Regions from separate parts of the Homo sapiens genome. Here region 2 is linked to region 1. A link is a loop called in an ENCODE intact Hi-C map of the cell type or tissue named here. Cell type or tissue: pancreas. All regions are shown on one strand.

Region 1 (2,500 bases):
AATGTGATTGAAATTTCTATAGATGAATACAGCACACACAAAGCTACCAAAATGTCAGATCATATGTGGGCCTAAGTGTACATAGAAGGCTTCAGAACCCAAAATGCTGCTCTGAAATGCCCTCTCCCGTGACTTAAAATTTTTCTCCACACACACTGTCTGAAACCTTGTTACTTTGACATTTATTTGGATCATTAACTTTCTGACCTGAAAGAGGTTCCATAACTTCTCTGAATGTCAGTAGCCTCATCTGAAAAGCATGAGAACCAAATTAGATAACCTAACAAAAACACCTGGAAAGGAAAATATTTCTATAAGTTATAGTTTACTTCTATAGTTTCTTTCTTAGTGCTCTTTTCTAATTTATTAGAAAGTTGAACCGAGTTAGAAGGTTGCAAGTCTTGACCAAGTGGATTGGGAAGAGGAGGGAAAAGTCATTGCAGATATGGGCAACTGCAAGGGAGAGAGTAAGGAAGGACCAAATATATATTGATCCAGGAGTCAGGGGAGAAGGAATTTGGACACAGGGACAAGGGAGCCTTGTGGGTGAGGGAAAGAGGGGCCCATGTAGTAAAAAGGATGAGGATTTGAAAAGGAAATAAAATGGGTTTTACCTATTTTAAATTTTGCAACAATATGCCACTATGACAATGGCCAGATAGCTTCTGTAGCTTGCTTAGCTCTTTTTGATAAAAGAAGTTCACAGAAGATGGACCCCACCCTGGCTGCTGATTGAAAGATTCATGATGCAGGCAGCTGCCCAGCAGCCTCTGAGAACCACCCTGCATCCCAGCTCCCATCTCATTGTAAGTTTTTGTCGTCAATCTCACTGTCCCTTAGAGAGTCAGGGCTCTTCCTCCTCGATGTTTTCACAAGCTGGGGACTGTAGTCCCTTAGGGAGACAATGAATGGGTTTAATGAGCTCCATGAGCCTCCTAAAATTGTATGCAAGATAAATGTATATTTTTCCAGGGAGTGTTTATGGCTGTCATCAGATTCTCAAAAGGGTCTGTGATCCCCTAAAGTAAAGAACCACTTATTGGGTTGGGGAAGCTTAGAAGCCTAGAACTATGTGCCAGGCATGGTTTTAGGACCAGACAAAGACATCTAGGGGCCTAAAGCAGGGAAATGACAAAGAAGATGGGGATAGGAAGAAATGGATATGATTTAGATTAAGGAAGTGGAGTTAGTGTCTGAGGAGAGGGTGGAAATGAGGCAGATAGGGAAGTTCAGGTTGACTCTGGTTTTTGGCTAGAGTGACAATAGGGAGAGTGGTTCCATTAGTTAGTTTCCAGGGGCAGTGGTAGGGGAGGTAACCATTGTGAGAGAGAGCTGCCACCAGCCATCATCCTCATGAGGAAGTGAATAAAAGATGAGCAGACATGTTTCCTCTGGTGATTTGCCAGCCTCTGCCACAGAGAACCTGAGACCCCTCGGGCCTTCCCCAGGGCTGGGGGTGTGCCAAGGTTGGGCTTTTGTCCATTCACCACCAGATCCTGGGCAGCTGTCAGCTCTCAGGATAAGAACGTTTCTGCACCTGGGCATGCTGGCCCAAAGCCCAGCAGGCAGGGCATTCTGACTGTTTGGAGACACCTGGTTTGTTAGAGAAAACAGTCCTTAATGGTCCAGAACACAGCTGCTTCCACTCAGATCCAGTTAGAATAGTTTCACTTGGTAGCTAGTTTGCTTCTATTAAGACACCATTCATGCGTCAAACAAGTACTGCCTCTTTTTAAAATATTAGGTTTGAGTCCATCTAAAGGCAAAGTCATTATGTGTTTTGAGAGGATGGTTTTATTAAATATAAATGTAAATGACAAGAGAGAAAAAGGAAGAGAATAACTAAATGGGTGCCTGTCACAGGTTTGTACTAATGTATTTTCAGCTGAATCAGGAATGAGTTACTGAAACTCAAAACCTTGAATCGTGCGAGCACGGTGAAATGTCAATTTAATACATGTTGAAACATTCAGAAATCTTTGTGTTGACTGTAAGTTCTCACTGTAAGTCCCCAGTGCTCCCTCGTCTTTGAAGATTGTGAATCCAACACTGGACTCTCTCACTTTGGAATGGGATCCACCGAGCCACCCGAATGGCATTTTGACAGAGTACACCTTAAAGTATCAGCCAAGTAAGCTGTTGGGAGGAAGAGAAGGGGAAATATGTTTTTTTATTTTATTTATTATTTTAATTGACAAATAATTATACCTCCTCATGGGGTACGTAGTGATGTTTCGATACATATAGTGATCAGATCAGGGGAATTCGCATATTCATCTTCTCAAATATTTATCATTTATTTGTGTTGGAAACATTTAATATCCTCCCTCTAGCTGTGTAAGGAACACCAGAACTTAGTCTTTGTATCTAGCTATCATTTTGTATCATATATATATATACACACGTATATATATATATACGTGTATATATATATACACGTATATATATACACGTATATACATATATATATATATATATATATATATATATATATATTTGA
Region 2 (2,500 bases), 320 kb before region 1:
GGCGGAGGTTGCAGTGAGCCCAGTGAGCCACTGCACTCCAGCCTGGGCAACAGAGTGAGACTCCATCTCAAAAAAAAAAATCTGGTGAAATATGTAAGACAAAAATGTATAGAGTCATAGGTGACCAACTATGTTAGTAAGAGAGGAAACCAAGGTATGGCATTCCAAAACCAGTGAGTGAGTTTTTAAGTGTTTTCCAGTTTTTTTTGTTTTTTTTTTTGTTTTTTGTTTTTTTTTTCAATTTTATATTGGCATATCTTTGTATTCTTATTTAGTTGTTTGTTGGTTTTTGGCATTCTTAAGAAGTGTATTTGAGTGGATTTCTTCTTCTTTTTACTTTTTTTTTTTTTTTCTGTAGAAATGGGATCTCGCTATATTGTTCAGCTGGTCTTGAACTCCTGGCCTCAAGTGATCCTCTTACCTCAACCTCCCAAAGCGCTGGGATTACAAGAATGAGCCACTGCCTGGCCAGATTTATTCTTAAAGAGATACTGTTCTGCAGAAGGATGGGTTCAGTGAAAAAACAAGAGAGAGATACTAATATAAATTTTAAAATGTGCTGCCTTAGTGTAGGTTTTTTTATCATTTAGATATTAGATTTTCAAAAGTAATACTAAAAATTTGGACAGGCAATTTTTACTGATTTTGATTTATATTATTAATTTTCATGTTAGCATATAAACTCTAAAAGCAATTATTAGATTGTTTTATTCAACAGCTTAAATTATTTTTTCTTTAAACAGGAATTGTCATTTTGTCTTTAATCTTTTCTGTAGGGGCGTGGTTGCTCTCCAGACCCTACGAAAATTAGTTGAACTTACTCAGAAGCCAGTTCATCAGCTCTTTGATTACATTTGTGGTGTAAGCACAGGTAATTATTATTATATGGAAGTGGTGCATTCTGGCAGTACATTAAGGAAAAGAACATTAAGCACTTATGTTTAAGATCATAGTCCTTTGCCTTCTTCAGCCCTCTCTCCATACCCCAAAATTTTGTACTTCCTTTTTTGTCTTTTGTTCATGGTTATGCCAGTTAGGCACACTAGGTGGCAGTGTGTCCTACCTATTATAGCTAGATATGGAATCAGCTGTTTAAAAGGACATCCAAGAGTACCTAATATGTTTAATTACATTGGTTCCTAGGACTAACTTGAAGGAGAATTGCTTAGTGATTTGGTGAGTTGTCAAATATACCATATTCTGTGACTAAAACTAAGTAATTCATTGATGTTAGAAAGAACGTGAATTATCTACCATAGTATCTTATATATAATTTAATGTAAAACAACACATTTGTAAATATTTTTAAATTATTATTATTATCATTATTGGGGGTAGCATTTATTTAATCCTTTTTGAGACCTGGTAAATCCCTTTACATTTGTTAACCCAGTAAGACACATGAATTTTGGTTGTTCTTATTACTCCCATTTTACCCCTGAAACAAATGGGGCTCTGAGAAGGAAAGTCATTTGTCCCAGGTGACATAGCTAGAAAGTATCAACGCTAAAATTTAAGCCAAAACTATGATTCAGGAAATCTTACATCATAAGGGCTATAACTTAACACTGATAAAAGCTAAGGATTCTTTTTTCCAGGTGCCATATTAGCTTTCATGTTGGGGTTGTTTCATATGCCCTTGGATGAATGTGAGGAACTTTATCGAAAATTAGGATCAGATGTATTTTCACAAAATGTCATTGTTGGAACAGTAAAAATGAGTTGGAGCCATGCATTTTATGACAGTCAAACATGGGAAAACATTCTTAAGTAAGTTACAATTACTCTTTTTAAATCTTCTGATTATATAGGTAGTATGTGCATATTATAATTTGAAAAATGTCAATATTAAATTATATTCTTGCATATTATAATTTGAAAAATATCAAGAATATTAAATTATTTGACTAATTAGAGATAACCACTGTTAGTATTTTGGTGAATCATAGTTTAGTAATTGTTTTGGGGGGTTTGTGTGTGTGAGATTTGCATGTAAAAGTTGCAATTGCCTTTTTTAAAAATATGAGATACTTGCATCCTGTTGTTTTTACTTAACATATTAAATGTGTCTCAAGTCATTCTAAAATATTCAATTATTTTTATTTTTATTTGTTTTTCGACACACGCTCTCACTCCCGTTGCCCAGGGTAGAGTACAGTGGTGCTATCTTGGCTCACTGCAGCCTCAACTTCCCAGGCTCAAGTGATCCTCCCACGTCAGCCTCCCAAGTAGCTGGGACCACACGTGTGCACCACCATGCCCAGCTAATTTTTTCTGTTTTTAGTAGAGAGAAGATTTCACCATGTTGCTCAGGCTCCTAACCTCAAGTGATTGGCCTGCCTCCCAAAGTATATATAATCATAAAATATAAGCATAAAATCATCCACAATCCTGTTATTCAGAGCTGTAGACTTTAATATATCTCCTTCTAGTTTATTAGACCTTATACATTTTGTATAGCTGATATTAGATTGTAGTTGTAAATTCGTATCCTTCTCCT

What was found. A loop is a pair of places that touch in the nucleus more often than their neighbours do. Peaks named below come from ENCODE experiments on the same cell type or tissue, not always from the same donor. Only the 100,000 strongest peaks of a DNase experiment are listed, where the experiment ranks them.
Region 2: it touches region 1 in a loop (4-fold over the local background); 88 of 110 quality-filtered maps call a loop at or near these places.

Annotation. Positions count from the first base shown.
Region 1 is chr7:108,177,621-108,180,120 of GRCh38, reverse strand. NRCAM (neuronal cell adhesion molecule) reads left to right here. Exons shown (of 33, transcript NM_001037132.4): 26 at 2,009-2,131. Among named protein-coding and RNA genes, the nearest start is that of LAMB4, 49 kb to the right of the region's middle. In pancreas, no CTCF peak of the experiment used is centred here; a DNase peak (open chromatin) is centred at 1,530.
Region 2 is chr7:108,495,854-108,498,353 of GRCh38, reverse strand. It overlaps PNPLA8 (patatin like domain 8, phospholipase A2), which reads left to right. Exons shown (of 11, transcript NM_001256007.3): 6 at 777-871; 7 at 1,599-1,770. Among named protein-coding and RNA genes, the nearest start is that of PNPLA8, 29 kb to the left of the region's middle. In pancreas, a CTCF peak has its summit at 1,016 (motif pointing right); no DNase peak of the experiment used is centred here.